Regions from separate parts of the Homo sapiens genome. Here regions 1, 2, 4 and 5 are each linked to region 3. A link is a loop called in an ENCODE intact Hi-C map of the cell type or tissue named here. Cell type or tissue: PC-3. All regions are shown on one strand. Region 1 has its middle 17 kb from the start of ALG10. Region 2 has its middle 75 kb from the start of LINC02963. Region 3 holds the start of LINC02963 (long intergenic non-protein coding RNA 2963). Region 4 has its middle 410 kb from the start of LINC02963. Region 5 has its middle 96 kb from the start of LINC02963.

Region 1 (5,000 bases), 180 kb after region 3:
ACTTGTATTTATTACATTAAAATGTTTCTGGTTGTTATAAAAATGGCATATTGCTATATTGGCTGTATCAATGGATATTGTTCTTGTTCATACCTCCTTATCATGAGAGCAGCTAGAATTGTTTCTAAATAAAGCTGAAGCAACATGAGAATTACATTTTTAATGTAACCTATTCTGCTATGCTGGCCATAACTAAGGACCATCAATTGGCATCTGAGTCAAAGGAAAATATTCATGGGTTATATTGAGTGAGTCCTACTATGGCTCAGATGGAAGCCTATTGTGTGTGTTGTGAGTGGGAACCAGAGTAGACCAAATAGAATCTCTGTGGGTTTGAGTGTGGGGAAGGAGACAGAAGATGAAAAAGAGGGTAGATATTTTGAACTCAAGTTTTATCTCAAGTCTCACTTCTTGATGAGGCTTTGCTATACATTCCAATGCTAAAAGTTCTAGGGCCCACCAGGGAGAGACTATGTAGATGGAAGCAAAATATCCTCTCCTAACTCATGTTTCTCTACTCTCAATGACTTTCCGTATTTCTTCCTTGCATCGGTAAAATGCCCAACTAATGTAATTCTAAATAATGTACCAAATGTAACATTTATTTTAGAACATCAAATGGAACATTTAGAACATTTTAGAACATCTCTGTTTTGGGAAGACAAGGTCATTAACTGTAATAATTAGCAAGTATACAAAAAAGTGACCAAAATCTGTGTCTTTTTAAGTTAAAGAAGGAACTGACATTTTAAATGATGTAAAAAGCCATTTTAAAACATTCCTGAAAATAGCAACAATGAACGATTCAATTATCTAACACTATTTAACATCATACAAAAATTATGATAAAAGTTAATAAAACTATTTGTTGTATTGCCTCAGTCATATTAAATAAATTATGCATAAACCTTACACTGTGTGCAATTAACAGCCATTTAATACTTTTTGTATGTATTTTCCTTTCTCATTTGATCTAATAGGTTCACCTTCCTAAGTTCACCTTCCTAGGTTCACACAGCATGCTAATGGCAGAACCAGGACTTGAATCCAGGTATTCTGACTCTAGCTCAAGTGTTCTGTATTTATAGCTGAATAACTATTTTAGACAAGGACAGTCTATCAAAATTTAGTGTGTAGCAGAAAGTTGGCTGGTTATTTTGTTCAATGTATTTCTCCTTTACTTATTAGAGAAAAGTTATTTCAATAATTACAAAATAGTTATCAATTCGAATATTTTAAAGGTTTTGATCTTGGTTAATTTACCCTTATCAAATATTAAGCCCAAATTACAAAGCCCTTAAAAAATATGAAGCCAAATTCAATTAAAATTTTTTTCTTAGATGCCTGCTAATTATTTCTCATAATAAGCTAGTTTTCTTCCAAAAACTACACCATTATTTCAATTCGATGAAAATTTGTTCTTGATGAAGGAAAACTGGATTTGGAAGATAGAAAAATTAAGTTAATCCTCTGACATTGTAATGATAAACATTTAACTCAGAATTTACTGAAAAAAAATTAGAGTATATCTAGAGATTCAGATTACATGCAAACAAATTTACAGTCTTCCAAATTGCATTATTTGTCTTTTGAAACGGAGAAAATCTCATTGGATGATCAATAGTTCACAGAATTTTTCATATGTTAATAAAGAGAAAAAATTAACACAAGGAAAGGTCCAGTATAATACCAAACATTACAAAACAGAAAAGATCCAGTCTATCAACATTCTAGCTACACAGAATTCAAACATCAAGCTAGGTGTCAGGTTGCATTATATGTAACTCAAAACCATTTGGAGATTTGGAGAAACTTCCAAATTGCATTCCTTTCAGAAAGCTAAAATCCATGACTATTTTAAAAAATTTACCTTCCATGTCACTCACATTACATAACAAATAGAATCACTGCTTTCATTCCTTATCAAGTAACCTGCTCTATAGCACAGCTATCAGAGAATGGCAGGCTGCTTTTCTAATGGCCTGATTAAGGGAAACAAGAATTTCCCATAGAGAAGCTTTTGGAAGCCTTTTATTACTATATATACATTACTATATTTTTATTACTCTCTATATATTACTATATATATATAAAACAAATTCCACATTTATTAAAACTATTTATAAATTCCAGGTTTGACTGGTATTCCAATTGGAAAGAAAGAGAAAATATCAAGGTTTCTACATATTCTTTTTTTTTTTGAGACGGAGTCTCGCTCTGTCACCCAGGCTGAAGTGCAGTGGTGCGATCTCCGCTCACTGCAAGCTCCGCCTCCCGGGGTCCCGCCATTCTCCTGCCTCAGTCTCCCGAGTAGTTGGGACTACAGGCGCCCGCCACCACCCCCGGCTGATTTTTTTGTATTTTTAGTAGAGAGGAGGTTTCACAGTGTTAGCCAGGATGGTCTCAATCTCCTGACCTCGTGATCGCCCGCCTCGGCCTCCCAAAGTGCTGGGATTACAGGTGTGAGCCACCGCGCCCGGCCCTAAATACTTTTTTTTTTTTTGAGATGGAGTCGCTCTGTTGCCCAGGCTGGAGTGCAATGGCACGATCTCAGCTCACCGCAACCTCCGCCTCCCGGGTTCAAGCGATTCTCCTGTCTCAGCCTCCAGAGTAGTTGGGATTACAGGCATGCACCACCACGCCCGGCTAATTTTATATTTTTAGTAGAGACAGGGTTTCTCCATGTTGATCAGGCTGATCTCGAACTCCTGATCTCAGGTGATCCACCCGCCTCGGCCTCCCAAAGTGCTGGGATTACAGGCGTGAGCCACTGTGCCAGGCCTTACGTATTCTTAATTATGGGGAATAGAATGCAGCTATGATTATCTGCTTCAAGCTTCTAACCACATGTTTTCAAAATGCTCAATGACAAAAATAAGCAAATATATTTGCTTAAAGCTAAAAATGTTCAAAGAATGCATTTAAAAAAATGAAAAAATCACTAGCATCTGTGACATTATGAAGGTAAGTAAAATGGTACCAAGTTCCTGTCAGACTAATAACTGGAAAAGCTGTCCAAGAGTGCCACCTTGAGGGAAAATTTAAGACAATGCATTTTGAAAACAAAATTGGCATAAAGGGTTTCAGCGTTGCCCATCACAGTTACCCCAACTAAAGAACATCACTGTAAATTATTATAGTACAAGTGAAGAGATAAGCACGGTCTTTCAACTCAGATCCTATTATATTCTTCTGTCTTTTCATATCAGTATTCCACGTGTATTTCATTTGAACGTGCCTCCTGGATGAGATATTATTTTAATGGAGAAAGGTATTCTTAGAGTCACTGGTATGTGAAGAAAGGATTCCTCTCTTTTTTTCTACTCTTTCTGGTGGTTCCTTTCTCTGTCTTCAGTCTTCCTACTTACTCTCTTCCTTCTTTTCCTAGCAATACCCCTAAAGTTCTCATGCTCATGATCCCCAGAAATACTTGTGCTTACGTGCGGGCAGGCAGTGTGTGGGTATGTGTCGGGGATATGGTTGGAGAGCTGGAGGGAATAGAATATGACATTCTCATATGCTCTTAAAATATTAATAACCAATTAGCTTTAATGTGTTACTTTTCCTTGCATTTCCTGCATTTTATGATACATTTCCCTGCATTTCAAAGAACAAAATTTATGACCAAGACATAGATTTCTAGATGTGGCTAAGTAAAAACTACTGACTTAGATCAAGATCATCCCCTCCCATGGTTCTCCAAAGCCCAGGGCCTGTTTATACCTCTGAAACCTTACAGTGTATTTGGCCCAAAGACCCAATGTATACATTACACACACACGGACACACACACACACACACACACACACACACACAGTGAAGATTCTAGGTCAAGCTAGGTTTCTTCATCTAAATTTGATTTCTTCACTAGACCTTTAGAGAGTGATAGCGTTGCAAGGAAAATATAAAAATTACATAGAACAGTACTTACTGAGAAAGACTGATAGGGTACCTGCTACAGCTCATGAAACGTTTCTCCTAAGACTGCATCTCTCCTCCTGGCTTCAAACCCTTTCAGGCCAAATATTTTAGGGAGGTCTCCGAAACTCCTCATGTTTCCGATGGAGAGCAACCTTCTCTCTGGCTTCTGCATCACTTACAACAGGATCTACAGGAGAGTGGAGGGCCTGTCTCACAGAGCCATTCTTCTAGTTTTAACTGAAACCTGGCTATCATCTCTAAATAACTATTTTTCTCTCCACACCCATTTATCTGTGGGTCTGTGTGTGGGACGTGCTTTCCTTGCTCCTCACTGTATACAGCAGAGCACTGTTCTTTCTTCCTAAAAATAACCTCAGTTCTTTGGATGCACAGGCCATCAGATGATGCAAGTTTAGCAGGAATCAGTATAGCGCCCTGGTTAAGAGGGCATGTTCTGGAGCCACATTTCCTGTTTGTAAACTGTTTCAATTCCCTATGTCTTATTTTCCTTGTCAGTAAAAATGGGGATCATAATAGCATTTGCCTTAGGGCATCTCTATGAGGCTTAAATAAATTCATGTTCAAAATTTAGACTGGTGCCTGTCACATAGCACTTCATAAGTGTTGGCCACTGTCACCACCTGCTTCTCAGCCATATGGTAGTTTAGTTTACTGTGTAATTTGTTTGCATCACATTATTCTGTATGAAATGCTTTCTGCAATGTCTCCACAGGTTTCCATACAAATAATCTCCAATGTGAATTTCTCCATGAAGTATGTCTTTGTCCCTTCTGCCAGATGTGATTTCTATTCTCAAGTAAACACCCTAGCTCTTATATTCTTCCTCAGTGATAATCAATCATGTTGTACTTTGCATTAGTTAGCCCCCATTAGGTGAGTTCATCTTGTCTGGAGTAGGTCACTTTTGTGTTTCTTGATACCATGTTTTTCACACAAGGTTCCCTCAAGTTGTCATTGCATTTAATAACAAATACTATGACAGACTTTGTTAGAGTACCATATTAGAAGTTGATATGGTTTGGCTGTGTCCCCAACCAAATCTCATCTTGAATTTTAGC
Region 2 (5,000 bases), 75 kb before region 3:
CCAGGGATGCCACAATCCCCCAGCCCTCATGCACAGTCTGCTGGGAAGGCACTATCATCCGTGGGAGGACCCACGCCCGCTTTCTCTGCCACTCCGTCTTTTTTCCTTCCACAGGTGCCTCGCCTTCCCTTTTCAAGCCTTATCTTCCCTTATGGGCCTTCTTGCTGCTTTGCAGTGACCCCCATGGGTGAGACACGCACCCCACGACCCTGCGGACCCCACACTTGGGCTGCTGGGAAGGCACTTCCATTCTCGGAAAGACTCAGGACCCCTTTCTCGGCTGTGCCAATTTTTTTCCTTCCACAGGTGCCTCGACCTCACCTTTAAAAGATTTTCTTCCATTATAGGCCTTCTTGCCGCTTTGCGGTGCCTACCGTGGGTGAGACACGCACCAGACGACCCCCGTGGACCCAATGCAGGGCTTGCTGGGAAGTTAGTTTCGTCCCCGGGAGGACCTAGGCTCCCCATCTTGTCTGTGCCGTTTTTCATCCTTCCACAGCTGCCTCCACCTCCCCTTTCAATCCTGACCTTCAATTCGGGGACTTTTGTCGCTTTGGGGTGCCCCCCGTGGGCTTGTGGCACACTGTGTCTGCGGGCCAGGGATATGACGATCCCCCGGGCCACCCACAGGGGCTGCCGGGAAGGCACTTCCGTCCGTGGGAAGACCCAGCCCCCTTTCTCAGCTGCGCCATTTTTTTCCTTCCACAGGTGCTTTGACCTCCCCTTTCAAGACTTAACTTTCCTTATGGGCCTTCTTGCCGCTTTGGGATGACTCCCCTGTGTAAGACACGCACCGCACAACCCCCACAGATCCTAGTGGTGTCTCACCCACGGGGTGCATGTCTCATACACAGGGGGCACCTCAAGCCGGTAACAAGAGCCATAAGGGAAGATAAGGCTTGAAAGGGAAGGTTGAGGCACCTGTGGAAGGAAAAAAAATGGCACGGCCAAGAAAGCGGGACTGGGTCCTCCCAGGGAAGAAAGTGCCTTCCCAGCAGACCCTGCATGGGGTCTGCATGGGTCATGCGGTGCGTGTCTCAACCAAGGGTGACACCCCAAAGTGGCAAGAAGGCCCTTAAGGGAAGATAAGGCTTGAAAGTGGAGGTCGTGGCACCTGTGGGAGGAAGAAAAAGTGGCGTGGCCAAGAAAGGTGTCCTGGGTCCTAAAATGGACAAAAGTTTCTTCCCAGTAACCCCTGCGTGGGATCCGCGGGGGTCGTGGGATGCGTGTGTCACCCACATGCAGCACCCCAAAGCGTCAAGAAGGCCCACAAGGGAACATAAGGGTTGAAAGTGGAGGTTAGGCACGTGTGGAAGGAAAAATATGTGCGGCCAAGAAGGGGGGCCTGGATCATCCCATGGACGAAAGTGCCTTCCCAGCAGGCCCTGCGTGGTGCCCGGGGGATCGTGGTGTCCCTGGCCTGCAGCCACGGTGTGTGACAAGCCCACGGCGGGCACCCCAAAGGGACAAAAGTCCCCAGAATGAAGGTCTGGATTGAAAAGGGAGGTGGAGGCAGCTGTGGAAGGAAGAAAAATGGCATGTCCGAGAAGGGGGGCGGGGGCCTACCCAGAGACAAAAGTACCTTCCCAGCAGAACCTGCGCAGGGCCCAGGGGATCATGGCATCCCTGGCCTGCACCCACAGTATGCAACAAGCCCAAGGGGTTCTCCGCAATGCGGCAAGAAGGCCCACAAGGGAAGATAAGGCTTGAAAGGGGAGGTCGAGGCAACTGTGGAAGGAAAAAAAAATGAAGTGGTTGAGAAGGGGGGCCTGTGTCCTCCCACAGACGAAAGTGCCTTCCCAGCAGCCCCAGCACAGTGCCCAGGGGATCATGTGGTCCCTGACCCACACCCACGATGCGCAACAAGCCCACGGTGGGCACCCCAAAGCTAGAAAAGGTCCTGAAGTGAAGGTCAAGATTAAAAGAAGAGGTGGAGACAGCTGTGGAAGGAAGAAAAACGGTGCAGCCCAGAAGGGGGGCCTGGGTACTCCCACGGACGACAGTGCCTTCCCAGCAGCCCCTGCGTGGGGTTCGAGGGGGTGTGGCGTCCTTAGCTCGCCCCCAGGGTGCGTGTCTCACCAAAAGGGGGGACACCAAAGTTGCAAGAAGGCCCATAATGGAAGATAAGGCCTGAAAGGGGACATTGAGGCACCTACGGAAGGAAAAAAACAGACACGACCGAGAAAGGGGACCTGGGTCCTCCCACAGAGAGAAGTGCCTTCCCAGCTGCCCCTGTGTGGGATCCCTGAGTGTCAATGAGTACGTGTCTCAACCACGGAGGGCACCCCAAAGCGGAAAGAAGGCCCATAATGGAACATAATGCTTGAAAGGGGAGGTTGAGGCACCAGTGGAAGGAAAAAAAAACGGCACGGCTGAGTTGGGGGAACTGAGTCCTCCCATGGATGAAAGTGCCTTCCCAACAGCCCCTGCGCGGGGCCTAGGTGATCGTGGCATATCAGGCGCACACCCACGGTGTGCAACAAGCATATGGGGGGCACCCCAAAGAGACAAAAGGCCCTGAAGTGAAGGCCAGGATTGAAAGGGGAGCTGGAGGCAGCTGTGGATGGAAGAAAAATTGTGTGGCAAAAGGTTGCCCGGGTCCTCCCACAGACGAAAGTATCTTTCCAGCAGCCCCTACGTGGTGTCTGCAGGGGTCGTGGTGTCTTGGCTTGCCCCCAGTGTGCGTGTCTCAACCACCGGGGGAACCCCAAAGCGTCAACAAGGCCCAAAAGGGAAGATAAGGCTTGAAAGGGGAGGTTGAGACACCTGTGGAAGGTAAAAATGTCGCGACCAAGAAGTGGGGCCTGGGTCCTCCCACGAACGGAAGTGCCTTCCCAGCAGCCACTGCATATGGGTCGCGGAGGTTGTGGTGTTCCTGGCTCACACTCAGGGTGTGTGTCTCACCCACAGGGGGCACCCTAATGCAGCAAGAAGGCCCATAAGGGAAGATAAGACTTGAAAGAGGAGGTCGAGTCACTTGTAGAAGGAAAAAAGAATGGCGTGGCCGAGAAACGGACAAAAGTGCCTTCCCAGCAGCCCCTGCGTGGGGCCCACGGGGGTCGTACTGTGCGTGACTCACAGACACGGGGCACCCCAAAGCAGTAAGAAGACTGACAAGGGAAGATAAGGCTTGAAAGGGGTGGTCAAGGCACCTGTGGAAGGAAAAAAAATGGCACGGCCGAGAAGGGGCACCTGAGTCCTCCCACGGATGGAAGTGCCTTCCCAGCAGTCCCTGCGTGGGGTCTGCGGGAGTCGTAGGGCGCGTGTCTCACCCATGCTGGGCACCCCAAAGCGGCAAGAAGGCCCATAAGGGAAGATAAGCCTTGATAGAGGAGGTCGAGGCACCTGTGGAAGGAAAAAAAATGGCGTGGCTGAGAAAGCGGGCCTGGGTCCTCCCACAGATGAAAGTGCCTCCCAGCAGCCCCTGTGCAGGGCCCGGACAAACGTGCCATTCCTGGCCCGCATCCACGGTGTGAGAGAAGCCCATGGGGGCACCACAAAGCGACAAAATGCCCCAAAGTGAAGGTCAGGATTGAAGGGGAGGTGGAGGCAGCTGTGGAAGGAAGAAAAACAGTGAGGCCATGAAAGGAAGCCTGGGTCCTCCCACGGAAAAAAATACGTTCCCAGAGACCCCTGCGTGGGGTCTGCAGGAGTCGTGGGGTATGGTTCTCACCCACGGGGGCACCACAAAGCAGAAAGGAGGCCCATAAGGGAAAATAACGCTTGAATGTTGAGGTCAAGATACCTGTGGAAAGAATCAAAATGTCAGCACAGCCAGGGGCCTGTGTCCTCCCAGGCACGAAAGTGCCTTCCCAGCAGCCCATGTGTAGAGTATGCGGGGGTCGTGTGGTGCGTGGCTCATGCACGGGGGGCACCCAAAAGCGGCAAGTAGGCCCGTAAGGGAAGATAAGGATTGAAAGGGGAGGTCCAAGCATGTGTGGAAGGGAAAAAAAAACGGTGCAGCCGAGAAACCGGGCCTGGGTACCCCCACGGACGAAAGTTCCTTCACAGCGGCCTGTGCGTGATGTTCCACGGGGGTCACAGGGTGCATGTCTCATACATGGGGGGGCACCCCAATAGGGCAAGAAGGCCCATAAGGGAAGATAAGCCTTGAAAGGGGAGGTTGAGGCACCTTTGGAAGGAAAAAAATTGGCGCGGCTGAGAAACAGGGCCTGTGTCCTCCCAATGAAGAAAGTGCCTTTCCAGCAGCCTCTGCACAGGGGTCGTTGGATCATGGCATTCCTGGCGTGCACCCACGGTGCGCGACAATCCCACGGGGGCACTCCAAAGCGACAAAAGACCCCGAAGTGAAGGCCAAAATTGAAAGGGGAGGTGGAGGCAGCTGTGGAAGGAAGAAAAACAGCACGGCCAAGAAGGGGGGCCTGAACCCTCCCATGGATGAAAGTGCCTCCCCAGCATCCCCTGCCTGGGGTCCGCGGTGGTCATGGCATCCTTTTCTTGCCACCATGGTGCATGTCTCACCAAGAGGAGGGGACCCCAAAGTGGCAAGAAAACCCATAAGGGAAAAATGGCGCCACGGAGAAAGGAGGTCTGGGTCCTTCCACGGATGGAAGTGCCTTCCCAGCAGCCCTTGCGTGGGGTCCGCGGGTGTCGTGGCATGGGTGTCTCACCCACAGGGAACACGCCAAAGTGTCAAGAAAGCCCGTCATGGAAGATAAGGCTTGAAAAGGGAGGTTGAGGCACCTGTGGAAGGAAATAACATGGCGCGGCCGAGAATAGGGGCCTGGGTCCTCCCTTGGATGGAAATGCCTTCCCAGCAACCCATGGGTGCGGTCCACGGGGGTTGTGGCATCCCTGGCTCATCCCCGGGGTGCTTGTCTCTCCCACGCGGGGCACCCCAAAGTGGGAAGAAGGCACATAAGGGAAGTCAAGGCTTGAAAGAGGAGGTCGAGGCAGCTGTGGAAGGAAAAAAATCAGCGCGGCCAAGAAAGTGTGCCTGGGTACTCCCACGGAAGAAAGTGCCTTTCCAGCAGCCCCTG
Region 3 (5,000 bases):
TGAGGTCAGGAGTTCGAGAACAGCCTGACCAACATGGTGAAACCCTGTCTCTAGTAAAAATACAAAATTAGCCAGGCATGGTGGCACATGCCTGTAATCCCAGCTACTTGGGAGGCCCAGGCAGGAGAATCACTTGAACCTGGGAGGTGGAGGTTGCAGTGAGCTGAGATTGGGCCATTGCACTCCAGCCTAGGCAACAAGAGCAAAACTCTGTCTCAAAAGAAAAAAATCTCTCTTTTTTTTACTGTTACAATGACAATAATAGAGGCTTTTCTCTCCAGGAGCTCTAAGTGAAATTAATGAGAATTCTCATGACCCTAGAAAGAGAGATTTAAAAAACACATAGCGCAGGTGTGGCGGCTCACACCTGTAATCCCAGCACTTTGGGAGGCTAAGGCGGGTGGATCCCTTGAGGTCAGGAGATCAAGACCAGCCTGGCCAACATGGTGAAACCCCAGTTCTACTAAAAATACAAAAATTAGCTGGGCTTGGTGGCACGCTTGCCTTTAGTCCCAGGTACTCGAGGGGCAGAAGCAGGAGAATCACTTGAACCCGGGAGATGGAGGCTGCCGCAGAGAGCTGATATCAAGCCACTGCACTCCAGCCTGGGCAACAGAGCCCATATAATTATTTGTATCTTTTTTTTTTTTTTTTGAGAGGTACTTTCACTCTTGTTGTCCAGGCTGGAGTGCAATGGCGCGATCTCGGCTGGCTGCAACCTCCGCCTCTCGGATTCAAGCGATTCTCCCACCTCAGCCTCCTGGGTAGCTGGGATTACAGGCACCCGCCATCATGCCTGGCTAATTTTTGTATTTTTGTAGAGACAGGATTTCACCATGTTGGCCAAGCTGATCTTGAACTCCTGATCTCAGGTGATCCTCCCTCCTCAGCCTCCCAAAGTGCTGGGATTACAGGCGTGATCCACCGCGTCTGGAGAGTTCTCTTTTCTTTGCGAAGGGCAAGGCGGACTAGAATGGATTCACCCAACAGCGGTGCGCATGCCCTAAAAGCATTATGGTTAGATCCATGTCAGACAGGTTAGTTTTACTGTTTGCGTTCCCCTTGTGTTGTTGCCCATGTGTTGCTACCATGGTAATCCTGCTCAGTACGAGAGGAACCGCAGGTTCAGACATTTTGTGTATGTGCTTGGCTTTGTTGGCCTTGGATAGGCGGTCCTCTGCCGTCCCCTCCGGCGGGCCGCTCTGCCTCAGGAGGGGCATGTCCCGCCATGCGCCGGGAACCAGGATCCGGTGCAGAGAGCCCCTCATCGTAGGAAATGGGCTGCTGCCAGAAGGGCGGTCACCCCCTGACCCATCACATAACGTGTTTTTGGGGAACCGGATGCTAAACTATTTGTAGACATCCTGCTTCTGGGTCAGGGTTTTCTATGGAGCAGAGCAGCTCCCTCGCTGCGATCTATTGAAAGTCAAACCTCCACACAAGGTTCCCTGCACCCGTGCGCGGGGGACCTGGTGATGTGGCGTGTCCTGTGTAATTCAGCCCTTGACGTCTACCTTCCTTCCTTTCTCCTGTTATACCCGGAACCTAGTTTCCTCGCCCGCTCATGCCCACCGGACCCGGAGCCCCGAAGCACGCAGCAGGTGTCCCTCCCGAGAGACCACTGGTGCCCGCTGTGTCTTCGGGAGGCGCCCGTCCCCATCTGCGGGCTTTCCAAGGTGCTGTGCTGGGGTTTGCCGAGGTAGGGGTGTCGCCCATGCTCGTCGTTCCCTCTCCAATTCCGCCTCCTTCCTGCACCCCGCTTTGACCTCCTTCAGGGGCTGGGATCGGATTTATCGGGCCTGGTGAGAATGGCTGAGGCGTGGGTGTCAGAGGGTGTGCCCCTGTGGTTCCTGTCCGAGTAGTGTTCACGCATGCCCAGTGGTGGCCACTGGGGTCACGGCCCCTCTACCCGCCCCAGGCGCGCGGGAATGGGACAGGAGCCAGTCACTGCCTTTCTGTCTTTCCTCCTCTCTCCGCAGCCCGGGTCAACCAGCCGACGGTGGCGGAACGGCGGGCAGGTCGGCGGAGTTAGATGGCCGCAAAGGTGGGCAGGCTCGGTGTGATAAGGTTCCAACTGGGTCTGATCGCTTCCGTCCGCGAGCGCCGGGTCCACCAAATGTCGGCGGCGAGCGCTGGCTTTGATGGTTAACTTGGGATTTCTAAGGTAGAACAGATCTCTCTGGTCAGCAGCACTACCACCTGCATCCACTAGATGTCGTTCTCTCACTACGTCGTTTCTTCCTCTCCAATTGTTTCCACAGTACTTTCAGTTGTCCTTCATTTTGTTTTTCTTTTTTCTTTTATGTTTCTTATTCCTCTTTTTACACACTGAAGCTGCTGTTGTTTTACCTTTATTTTTCTTTTTTGAGAAAGGTTGGAGTATGAGAATGTAATCTCGGCTCACCGCAGCCTCGACCTTCCTGGGCTCCCTCAGGTGATCTTGCTATCTCAACCTTCCAAGTGGCTGAGACTGCAGGAATTGCTTGATTCTGGGATGTCGAAGCTGCAGTGAGCCATGATCACGCCATTGGCCTCAAGCCTGAGTGACAGAGAAAGACCCTGTTTCAGAAAGTAAGAGAGACAGGTTAAAGAAATAACTCCTTGAAATTATTGCTATTAATTGTGATCTAAATTATCTTTTATATTTTTATATTTTTCACTCCTACTAGTTTATTATTATTGTTGTTGTTAGTATTTCTTTGTATTATTGTTTGTTATTATTGTTATTGTTTTTATTATTTAGTTATTTAGAGATGGAGTCTTGCTCCATCACCCAGACTGCAGTGCAGTGGCACGACCATGGCTGACTGTAGCCTCAAATTCCCGGATTCAAGTTCGAGACCAACCTGGGCAATATGGCAAAACGCCATGTCTACTAAAATCTGTCACTGTATACCCCCAGGGCCGTTGGATATGGCAGGTGCAAGTTCGGAGGCTGAGGCAGGCAGTTCGCTAGAGTTCGGGAGTTCGAGACGAGCCTGGGCAACAGGCTGCAGTACATTTGCCTGACCAAGGCCCACCGCAGCCTCCACCTCCCGAGCCCAAGAGATGCTCCCACCTCAGGCTCCAAAGGAACTGGGGCTACAGGCGCCTGCCATCACACCCAGCTAACTTTTTAATTTTTTTTTTTTTTTTTAAGTAGAGACGTGGTCTCACTGTGTTGCCAGGGCTGGTCTCAAACTGCTGGACTCAAGCGATTCTTCCACCTCAGCCTCCCAAAGTGTTGGGAGTATAGGCATAAGCCATGTTGTGCTGCCTTGTTTTTTATTTCCTTCATCTTTCTTTTTTTCTTTCACTTTCTTTCCTTTTCTTTCTTTTCTTTTTCTTCTCTCTCTTTTTCTTCCTCCCTTTTTTCTCATTTCTCATTCTCTTCTTCTGTTTCTCTGCCTTTCTATTTTCTTTTTCATCTTTCTTCCCTTTACATCTCTGTCTCTCTTGATCTTTTCTGCTCTCTCTCTTTTCTCAATTTGTTTCCTCCCATCCCTCTGTCTGTCCGTCTTTGTGTGGATTCTGGAAGAATCTCCTTATTCTGTATCCCCTGTGTATGTATCACAAGCCTCTAAGACTTTCGCTTTGTTGTTTTTCCTCCTTGTTGCATAAAATGTATTCACTCTTCTTTTATTTCAGTATTCTGTGGACAGTCGAGGGCTGGAAAAAAAACAGAAACATGAATTTGATTGGTTTCACAAGAGACATGGCAGACCAAAGAACATACGATGAGTACTTTGCTAAATGCCCTGTTTATTCTCCCAACCGGGCTCATAAAAGTACGGACACATTTGGTGGGTTGAGAGATCTCTATGTAGTCGTGACCCTGTAATTATACTTGACGAGAGCGGTGATGACAGACAGGCGGCACAGAAATCTGCCCTTCTTTGGTGCCAATTGAGCATGGTGACAACAGATTAAAAATGGCCTATGTCTCAAGTTGAAGGTCCTGTTTTTCTGCTCTGGTCTTTAGGAATGAGTGGAGCCTTCCCGTGCTCTGCCATTTTCTTGCATTTTTCTTTTCACATACATTCATTCACTTATTTATTAATTAATTTATTTTAAATAGAGTCTCGTTCTGTAGCCCAGGCTTTGGGGTGGTATCAGCTGGCTGCAATCTCCGCCGCCCTCGTTCCAGCGATTCTTCTGCCTCAGCCTCCCGAGTAGCTGGGATTACAGGCACATGCCACCCTACTCAGCTAACTTTTGTTTTTTCAGTAAAGACAGTGTTTCACCATGTTGCCCAGGCTGGTCTTGAACTCCTGACCTTCAGGGATCTGCCCCTTCCACCCCCGGCCTCCCAAAGTGCTGGGATAACAGGTGTGAGTCACCGCGCCCAGCCTAAATTGCAATCTTTCAAAATAAATAAGTTTTTAAAAAATAAATAGGACATCACCTAGTGGCCAGTGTTATTGAAAGTCGAGGTGGCACTGAGGGAGGTCTGGCCAACTTCACAGAGCCTGGGGCAACTGCTCTCTCTCCTTCCCTTCTGGAGGCCCCTCCGTCTCTCCCTCACTGCCTAGGGAACTTCCACCCTGGTGGGGCAACTGTTGTTCTTTTACCCCCTGGGTAAATGGTGTCTCGTTCTGTCTCCCAGGCTGTGGCATGGTCTTGGCTGGCTGCAATCTCCGCCTCTCTGGTTCCAGCGATTCTCCTGCCTCAGCCTCCTGAGTAGCTGAAATTACAGGCGCGTGCCACCCTACCCAGCTAACTTTTGTTTTATTAGTAGAGACAGGGCTTCACCATGTTGGCGGCCAGGCTGATCTCAAACCCCTGACTTCGTGATCCACCAGCCTCAGCCTCCCAAAGTGCTGGGATGACAGTGGTGAGCCACCGCGCCAGGCCACCGTCATTGGTTTTAACTGGAGATTCTAGATTTGAGGCACACCTCATTCTATGCCACAGAATGTCTTCTTTATCCTGCCGTCTCAGGAAAGCCGGGCCCCTTGTGATTCATTTCAAACCGAGAGTCACCTCATGTTTGGAAAACAGATCTGCTCCCAAGTTCAGTG
Region 4 (5,000 bases), 410 kb before region 3:
GAGGGGCTGTCCCCCGTCATCTTGTGCCCAACGAGGGTGCTTTTCTCTAGGTTGAAGTTACGCTAGAACATGGTCATTGAGGACAAGTAGAAGAGACATTCCCGAGTAAGTCCACAGTCAGCCTTGTGGTAAGATTGTGTGTGCTCAGAGCAACCCAGGGTAACAATGGTACAAACTGACAGTAAATATTCCTTTTATCTAGCTTTATTGAAATTCTTTTAAAAAGAGGGGGAGTTAGAGTCTCTACAGAAAACCTAATCACACTATTTGAAACAATAGAACAATTCTGCCCATTGCTTCCAGAACAGGGACTTTTAGATATAAAAGATTGGGAAAAAATTGGCATAGAATTAAAACAAGAAAATAAGGAGGGTAAAATCATCCCACTTACAGTATGGAATGATTGGTCCATTATTAAAGCAGCTTTAGAACCTTTTCAAATAGGAGAAGATAGCTTTTCAGTTTCTGATACCCCTGAAAGCTGTGTAATAGATTGTGAAGGAGAGGCAGGGACAGAATCCTGGAAAGGAATGGAAAGTTCACATTGTAAATATGTAGCAGAGTATGTAATGGCTCAGTCAACGCAAGGTGTTGACTACAATCAACTACAGGAGGTAATATATCCTAAAACATTAAAATTAGAAGAAAAAGGTACAGAATAAATGGGACCATCAGAGTCTAAACCACGATGACCAACTCCTCTTCCAGCAGTTCAGATGTCTGTAACATTACAACCCCAAATGCAGGTTAGACAAGTACAAACCCCAAAAGAATACCAAATAAAAAAAGATAGAGTCTCTGTCATGGCAATGCCAATCCAAATACAGTGTCCACAATATCAGCTGATAAAAAATAAGACCCAACCTCTGGTGGCCTATCAATACTGGCCACCAGCCAAACTTCAGTATTGGCCACCCCCAGAAAATCAGTATGGACAGCCAGGAATGTTTCCAGTACCACAGGGAATAGCGCTATACCTTTATATGAGAACATTATTAGATTCCATTGCTTATGGACATAGACTCATTCCTTATGATTGGCAGATTTTGGCCAAATCATCACTCTCACCCTCGCAAATTTTACAACATAAGACTTGGTGGATTGATGGGGCTCAAGAACAAGTCCGAAAAAATAGGGCTGCCAATCCTCCAGTTAACATAGATGCAGATCAACTATTAGGAACAGGTCAAAATTGTTACACTACTAATCAACAAGCAGTAATGCAAAATGAGGCCATTGAGCAAGTTAAAGCTATCTGCCTTAGGGCCTGGAAAAAAATCCAAGGCCCAGAAACCACCTGCCCCTGATTCAATAGAATAAGATAAAGCTATAAAGAGCCCTATCCTGATTTTGTGGCAAGACTCCAAGATGCTGCTCAAAGGTCAATTCCTGATGAAAATGCCTGTAAGTTCATAGTGGAGTCGATGGCATATGAAAATGCCAATCCTGATTGTCAATCAGCCATTAAGGCATTAAAATGGAAGTTCACGGCAGGATCAGATGTAATCTCAGAGTAGGTAAAAGCCTGTGATGGAATTGGAGGAGCTATGCATAAAGCTATGCTTATGGCTCAAGCAATAATGGGAGTTGTTTTAGGAGGACAAGTTAGAACATTTGGGGGAAAATGTTATAATCGTGGTCAAATTGGTCATCTAAAAAAAAATTGCCCAGTCTCAAATGAACAAAATATAACAACTCAAGCCACTGCAACAACAGATAAAGAGCCACCTGGCCTATGTCCCAGATGTAAAAAAGGCAAACATTGAGCTAATCAATGTCGTTCTAAGTTTGATAAAAATAGACAACCATTGTCAGGAAACGAGAAGAGGGGCCACCCTCAGGCCCTGCAACAAACTGGGACATTCCCAATTCAGCCCTTTGTTCCTCAGGGTTTTCAGGGACAACAAACCCCACTGTCACTAGTGCCTCAGGGAAAGGGCCAGTTACCACAATACAACAAATGTCCCCTGGCGCAAGTGGCAGTGCAGCGGATTTATGTATATACAAGCAGTCTCTCTGCTTCCAGGGGAGCCCCCATAAGAAATCCTTACAGGAATGTATGGCCCACTGCCTAAAGGGACTGTAGGACTAATCTTAGGAAGATCAAGTCTAAATCTAAAGAGAGTTCAAATTCGTACTGGTGTGGTTGATTCAAACTACAAAGGCAAAATTCAATTGGTTATTAGCTCCTCAATTCCTTGGAGTGCCAGTCCAGGAGACAGAATTGCTCAATTATTACTCCTGCCTAATATTAAGGTTGGAAACAGTGAGATAAAAAGAACAGGAGGGTTTGGAAGCAGTGATCCAGCAGGAAAGACTGCATATTGGGCAAGTCAAGTCTCAGAGAGCAGACCTGGGTGTAAGGCCGTTATTCAAGGAAAACAGTTTGAAGGGTTAGTAGACACGGGGGCAGATGTCTCTATCATTTTTAAATCAGTGGCCAAAAAATTGGCCTAAACAAAAGGCTGTTACAGGACTTGTTGGCATAGGCACTTTCTCAGAGGTATATCAAAGTACTATGATTTTACATTGTTTAGGGCTGGATAATCAAGAAAATACTGTTCAGCAAATGATTACCTCAATTCCTGTTAGTCTGTGGGGTCGAGATTTATTACAAAAATGGGGTGCAGAAATCACTATGCCCACTCCATTATACTGCCCCACGAGTTAAAAAATCAAGACTAAAATGGGATATGTACCAGGAAAGGGACTAGGAAAAAATGAAAATGGCATTAAGGTCCCAATTGAGGCTGAGGGAAATCAAGAGAGAAAATGAATACGGTTTCCTTTTTAGGGGTGGCCACCATAGAGCCTCCTAAACCAATTCCATTAACTTGGAAAACAGAAAAACCGGTATGGGTAAATTGGTGGTCACTACCAAAACAAAAACTAGAGGCTTTACATTTATTAGCAAAAGAACAATTAGAAAAGGGACATATTGAGCCTTCATTCTCACCTTGGAATTTTCCTGTGTTTTTAATTCAGAAAAAATCCGGTAGATGGCGTATGTTAACTGACTTAAGGGACGTAAATGCCACAATTCAACCCATGGGCCCTCTCCAACCCGGGTTGCATTCTCCGGCCATGATCCCAAAAGACTGGTCTTTAATTATAATTGATCTGAAGGATTACTTTTTTACCATTCCTCTGGCGGAGCAGGATTTTGAAAAATTTCCCTTTACTATACCAGCCATAAATAATAAAAAACAAGCCACCAGGTTTCACTGGAAAGTGTTACCTCAGAGAATGCTTAATGCTCCAACTATTTGTCAGACTTCCATAGGTCAAGCTCTTCAACCAGAGACAAGTTTTCAGACTGTTACATCATTCATTATGTTGATGATATTTTGTGTGCTGCAGAAACGAGAGACAAATTGACTCTTACACATTTCTGCAAGCAGAGGTTGCCAACGCAGGACTGGCAATAGCATCTGATAAGATTCAAACATCTACTGCTTTTCATTATTTGGGATGTAGACAGAAAATAGAAAAACTAAGCCACAAAAAATAGAGATAAGAAAAGACACATTAAAAATGACTTTCAAAAATTGCTAGGAGACATTAATTGGATTCGGTCAACTCTAGGCATTCCTACTTATGCCATGTCAAATTTGTTCTCTATGTTAAGAGGAGACCCTGACTTAAATAGTAAAAGAATATTAACCACAGAGGCAACAAAAGAAATTAAATTAGTGAAAGAAAATATTCTGTCAGAACAAATAAATAGAATAGATCCCTTAGCCCCACACCAACATTTGATTTTTGCTACTGCATCTTCTTCAACAGGCATCATTATTCAAAACACTGATCTTGTGGAGTGGTCATTCCTTCCTCACAGTACAATTAAGACTTTTACATTGTACTTGGATCAAATAGCTACATTAATTGGTCAGGAAAGATTACAAATAATAAAATTGTGTGGAAATGATCCAGACAAAATAGTTGTTCCTTTAAACAAGGAACAAGTTAGAGAAGTTTTATCAATTGTGGTGCATGGCAGATCGGTCTTGCTAACTTTGTGGGAATTATTGAAAATCATTAAACAAAAACAAAAATCTTCCAGTTTTTAAAATTGACTACTTTGATTTTACCCCAAATTACCAGACATAAACCTCTAGAAAATGCTCTGACAGTGTTTACTGACTGTTCCAGCAATGGAAAAGCAGATTACACAGAGCCAAAAGAGCGAGTCATCAAACCTCACTATCAATCGGCTCAAAGAGCAAAGTTGGTTGCAGTCATTACAGTGTTACAAGATTTTAATCAACCTATTAATATTGTATCAGATTTTGCCTATGTAGTACAGGCTACAAGGGATGTTGAGACAGCTCTAATTAAATATAGCGTGCAAGATCAGTTAAACCGGCTGTCCAATTTATTACAACAAACTGTAAGAAAAAGAAATTTCTCATTTTATATTGCTCATATTTGAGTACACACTAATTTACCAGGGCCTTTAACTAAAGCAAATGAACAAGCTGTCTTACTGGTATCATCTGCATTCTTAAAAGCACAAGAACTTCATGCTTTGACTCAAGTAAATGCAGCAGGATTAAAAAACAAATTTGATGTCACATGGAAACAGGCAAAAAGTATTGTACAGCATTGCATCCAGTGTCAAGTCCTACACTTGCCCACTCAAGAGGCACGAGTTAATCCCAGAGGTCTGTGTCCTAATGTGTTATGGCAAATGGATGTCACGCATGTACCTTCATTTGAAAGATTATCATGTGTCCATGTAAGAGTTGATACTTATTCACATTTCATATGGGCAACATGCCAGACAGGAGAAAGTACTTCCCATGTTAAAAAAACATTTCTTATCTTGTTTTGCTGTCATGGGAGTTCCAAAAAAATTAAAACTGACAAGGGACCAGGACTGTAGTACAGCTTTCCTAAAATTCTTAAATCAGTGGAAAATTACACGTACCAGAGGAATTCTGTATAATTCCCAAGGGCAGGCCATAATTAAAAGAACAAATGGAACACTCAAAACTCAA
Region 5 (5,000 bases), 95 kb after region 3:
GCCCTAGGCTTTATGTTTATCAGCCTTTCTCCACTACTGATCTCTTAAATTGGAAACAGCACAACTCCTCCTATACAGAAAAGCCTCAGGCTCTTATTGATTTGGTAAATTCTATTATTAACACACATAACCTGACCTGGCCGGATTTTGAATAACTTTTGCTAAGTTTATTTAATACAGAGGAGCGTAAAAGAGTTAATCAGTCAGCTCTCAGCTGGTTAGAAGGGGAAGCCCCAGAGACCACCCCTAATCCGCACCAGTTCACCATGGAGCGATACCCAAATGATGACCCTAACTGGGACCCAAATGAGGCAAGGGACATGGAACGGCTGCAGCTATATAGAAAGACACTCCTAAATGGGATAAAAGCAGGAGAAACGAAGGCAATAAATAAAAGTAAAATATCAGAAGTGCGCCAAAAGCCTGATGAAAGCCCAAGTGCATTCTATAAAAGGCTTTGTGAGGCATATAGACTATACACTCCAGTTATTCTGGAGGCTCCTAAAAACCAAATTATGATAAATATGACCTTTGTCAGGCAAGCTCAGGGAAACATAAGACAAAAGCTTCAGAAGCTAGAAGGCTTTGCAGGAAAAAATATTAGTAAACTCCTGAAAATAGCAAACAAAATATATGTAAACCGGAAGGAAGAGGCAGAAAGAAAGAAAAAAAATAAAAAAAAAATTAAAAATAAAAATAAAAACAAAAAGACAAGTCAGTTTGTAGCTACTGCACTAACAGAAAGTAACCCTGGATTTGCTAGAGGGCATAGCCAAGGCAGAGGCCAAGGAAGAGGGCAGACAAGACCGGGAGAGGAAAGCCAGTGCCGGTTGGACAGCAACCAATGTACAAGGTTCAGGCAAATCGGCCACTGGAAAAATGAGTGCCCCGATAAAAAAAAAAAAAGAATGAAGATGATAGTCAATGGTCTAACACTCGAGGACAGCATTCGGTTGCTAGTCATGGTGCTTCAAAGGCAGATCCTGATCTGATCAGCTTAGCGGGGGCCAAGCATTTAGAGGACTAAGACAGACCGGGCTCCATCCTTTAGGCCCCGGGGAGCCTATGGTCTCTATGGAAGTAGGAGGCCAATTAATGAAATTTTTGGTCAATACTGGTGCTGATTTCTCTGTGGTAACTCACCCAATTAGCCCCCCCCCCCCCACAAAAAATTGTGCCACTATCATAGGGGCTACTGGGGCCAAAAAACGGAGACCTTTTTACAAATCCAAGAGATGTGTTATTGGGGGACAAGAAGTACAGCATGAGTTCCTATACATGCCAAACTGTCCAGTGCCCTTGTTGGAAAGAGACTTACTCCAGAAACTGCAGGCACAGATTTCCTTTACACCTAAAGGGAATATGACCCTGGAGATAGGGAAGCCAAAGGCAATGGTATTGACTCTAACTGTCCCAAAAACTGAGGAATGGCGGCTCTATAAACTGTGTACCAGGAGGCTGCCAGAGCCAGACCTACACAATATGTAGGGAATGCTTTTCAAGGTACCAGGTGTATGGACTGAGGACAACCCCCCCTGGGCTTGCTGCAAACAGACCCCCAGTGGTAGTAGAGCTTAACCCTCATGCTGCCCCGGTACCAGTCCGTCAATACCCCCTCCCCAGAGAGGCAATTGATGACATAACAAAACATTTAAATCAGCCCTATAAACAAGTGATTATAGTAAAATGCAAGTCTTCCTGGAATACTCCTCTGCTGCCTGTTCGCAAGCCAAATGGTGAATACAGGCCAGTGCAGGACCTCCAGGGTGTAAACAAAGCCACTGTCACTATCCATGCCATAGTACCCAACCTATACACAATGTTGGGGTAGATTCCTGCTGAGGCCGCGTGGTTCACGTGTCTGGACTTAAAGGACGCTTTCTTTTCCTTGAGACTGCTTCCCAAAATCAGCCTATATTTGCCTTCCAGTGGAGACAATCGCAGTATACCTGGACAAGGCTGCCACAAGGGTTTAAGAATTCTCCTAGGTGGGAATTGAACAATGAGATCACATGGACACAGGAAGGGGAATATCACACTCTGGGGACTGGGGTGGGGAGGGGGGAGGGGGGAGGGATAGCATTGGGAGATATACCTAATGCTAGATGACGAGTTAGTGGGTGCAGCGCACCAGCATGGCACATGTATACATATGTAACTAACCTGCACAATGTGCACATGTACCCTAAAACTTAAAGTATAATTAAAATAATAATAATAATAATAATAGTAATAATAATTAAAAAAATAAAATAAAATAAAAAAAGAATTCTACTATTTTCGAGGAGGCTTGGGCTACCGACCTTGAGGCTTTTGCGCCACCTAGTGACAATTGTGTGCTATTACAACACATTGATGATTTGCTCTTCGCTGCCCCCATGAGGGAGAAATGCCTCTAAGGAACAGAGAGGCTTCTTCACTTGCTGCGTGAAGCTGGTTACATAGTGTCCAAGGACAAGGCAAAAGTCTGCTTTCGGGAGATTGAATATCTAGAATTCATGGTATTCCAAGGCCAGTGCAGACTTAAAAGTGCATGCAAGGAGGCTGTATGTGCATTGCCCACCCCAGTTACAAGGTGGCAGGTCAGGGAATTTCTAGGTGCAGCGGGATTCTGCCGAACCTGGATTCCCAACTTCTCCCTTATAGCAAGGCCCTTATATGAGACTACCGAAGAAAAAAAAAGAGGGCTGCTCCTGTGGAAAAAGAAACAAGAAAAGGCCTTCAAAGATACAAAGGAAGCTCTCATCCAAGCTCCGACGCTAGTGTTGCCAGATGTAAAAAAAAAGTCCTTCTTTTTGTACGTGGATAAACAAAAGGGAATGACAGTCGGAGTCTTAACTCAATTGTTGGGTTCTTGGCATCAGCTGGTAGCATACTTACCCAAAGACTGGATTTGGTGGCCTTAGGTTGGACCCACTGCTTCAGGGCGTTGGCAGCTACTGCAATCCTTATAGAAGATGCCAACAAGCTAGCCCTAGGTCAAAAGTTAATAGTTAGGGTGCCACACGCTGTAATCACCTTAATGGAGCAAAGAGGACATCGTTGACTGTCCAATTCTAAAATGCTAAAGTATCAAGGGCTTCTGTATGACAATCCCCAGATAACACTAGAGACTGTAAATACCTTAAACCCAGCTACCCTGCTGCCTGTGGAGAAACCTGATTGAAAGGACGGTGGATTGCCTCACTGCTGGCAGGATCTTCCCCACTGTTGCATAAATACGGTGGACAAAGTGTTCTAGAGCTGGGAAGATCTCAGAGATACCCCCTTGGAGAGCTCAGATGTTAAATACTTCACTGATGGCAGCAGTTTCATAACAGATGGGGTATGATATGCAGGGTATGCGCAGTAGTGACCCAGCACTCGGTGGTTGAGGCTCAGGCCTTACCTTCTGGGACTTCTGCTCAGAAGGTTAGATTAATAGCATTAACCAGAGCACCGTTATTGGCCAAGAAAAAAAGTAAACATATATACTGATCAAGATATACTTTTACAATCCTGCATGCCCGTTGGACAATATACAAAGAGACAGGAGTTTTGACTACTAAAGGCAAAAAAAAAAAAATTGCAATTATTAAAAACCATATGGGCTCCAGAGAAAGTGGCTGTCATTCATTGCAAAGGACACCAAATTGAGAAAAGCTGAGATGCAGGGCAACAGAAAGGTAGACCGAGAGGCTGGGCGGGCAGCAATGAGCAAGGCTTTACCTGAAAAAAAAAACTTTATCAATTCCTCTCCTTATAGAGCCCCCTTTGCTGGAGGTACCCAATTACTCTTCAGTAAAAAAAACTTGGTTTGGTCAGAAAACAAAAAAATATATTAAAGGTGGATGGTGGCTGTTCTCTAACAGGAGGCTAGCCATCCCAGGGACAATAGCCCCAAGGTTTGTGACACAGATCCATCAAGGAACACACATTGGAAGGACAGCCCTAGAAACTTTGATAGGTTGGCATTTCTATGTGCCACAGCTCTCTGCCATCACCTGTACTGTTTGTAAACAAGGTCTATCCTGTGCCCAGAATAATCCAAAACAAGGACCTACTCGACCTCCAGGAATTCAGGAAGTAGGGGCTGTGCCTTGTGAAAACCTGCTTGTAAACTTTACTGAGTTACCTCTAGCAGGAGGTTACCAATATATGCTAATGTTTGTTTACACCTGCTTGGGGTGGATTGAGGCCTTCTCCACCAGGACTAAAAAGACAAGAGAGGTGACAAAGGTACTACTAAAAGACATCATACCAAGATTTGGGTTTCTTTTAACCCTAGGATCAGACAATGGTCCTGCATTTGTGGCAGATGTAGTACAACAGCTGACTCAACTTTTAAAGATCAGATGGAAACTGCATACAGACTACTGACCACAGAGCTCAGGGAAGGTAAAATGGATGAACTGGACACTCAAACAGCTACTAAAAAAGTTTTGCCAGGAAACTCACGATGGGATCATGTCTTGCCCATGGTCCTCCTCCAGGTCAGGTGTACACCTACAAAACAAACTGGGTATTTGCTCTATAAAATATTGTTCGGAAGGCCACCCCCAATTATTAATCAAATTAGAGGGAATTTAAAGTAGTTAGAAAAGTTAATTCTTAGAAGACAGATGCAGGCTTTAGGAGTAACAATGCAGGAGGGGCAAAGCTGGATAAGAAAAAGAATACCTGTAAGTCTAACAGACCCAGTGCATCCACATAAGCCGGGGGACTCTGTCTGGGTTAAAAGGTGAAATTCAACAACCCTGGGGCCCTTATGGGATGGGCCCCATATTATAATCATGTCTACTCCTACTGCTTTTAAAGTTACAGCTGTCACACCTTGGATTCACCATAGCCGACTGAAACCAGTGGCAGCAGTGACTCCCAATGATGACCATTGGATTAGCCAACAAGACCCAGATCACCCCACCCGAATGGGCCTACGGCGAAACCCAACCACCAGTAAGAAGGACAATTGCCTTGCTCTGACCACACTGGAGACTGGTCAGTCTACCCAGAGCTGAAGC

The links. Peaks named below come from ENCODE experiments on the same cell type or tissue, not always from the same donor. Only the 100,000 strongest peaks of a DNase experiment are listed, where the experiment ranks them.
Region 1: a loop joins it to region 3, with 20 times the contacts of the local background. A loop is called at or near these places in 32 of 110 quality-filtered maps.
Region 2: a loop joins it to region 3, with 4 times the contacts of the local background. A loop is called at or near these places in 2 of 110 quality-filtered maps.
Region 4: it touches region 3 in a loop (14-fold over the local background); 4 of 110 quality-filtered maps call a loop at or near these places.
Region 5: a loop joins it to region 3, with 18 times the contacts of the local background. A loop is called at or near these places in 82 of 110 quality-filtered maps.

The regions. Positions count from the first base shown.
Region 1 is chr12:34,036,580-34,041,579 of GRCh38, reverse strand. No RefSeq gene overlaps it. Among named protein-coding and RNA genes, the nearest start is that of ALG10, 17 kb to the right of the region's middle. In PC-3, a CTCF peak has its summit at 3,013 (motif pointing left); no DNase peak of the experiment used is centred here.
Region 2 is chr12:34,291,312-34,296,311 of GRCh38, reverse strand. No RefSeq gene overlaps it. Among named protein-coding and RNA genes, the nearest start is that of LINC02963, 75 kb to the right of the region's middle. In PC-3, a CTCF peak has its summit at 2,875 (motif pointing right); no DNase peak of the experiment used is centred here.
Region 3 is chr12:34,215,825-34,220,824 of GRCh38, reverse strand. LINC02963 (long intergenic non-protein coding RNA 2963) reads left to right here and starts at 1,614. Exons shown (of 5, transcript NR_185896.1): 1 at 1,614-1,699; 2 at 1,980-2,044. RefSeq lists enhancers at 1,437-1,937, 2,011-2,160, 1,938-2,438, 4,900-5,000. In PC-3, a CTCF peak has its summit at 2,204 (motif pointing right); a DNase peak (open chromatin) is centred at 2,204; H3K4me3 peaks cover 1,223 bases.
Region 4 is chr12:34,623,321-34,628,320 of GRCh38, reverse strand. No RefSeq gene overlaps it. Among named protein-coding and RNA genes, the nearest start is that of LINC02963, 410 kb to the right of the region's middle. In PC-3, CTCF peaks have their summits at 2,784 and 2,991; a DNase peak (open chromatin) is centred at 3,020.
Region 5 is chr12:34,120,625-34,125,624 of GRCh38, reverse strand. No RefSeq gene overlaps it. Among named protein-coding and RNA genes, the nearest start is that of LINC02963, 96 kb to the left of the region's middle. RefSeq lists a silencer at 2,378-2,427. In PC-3, a CTCF peak has its summit at 2,398; a DNase peak (open chromatin) is centred at 2,374.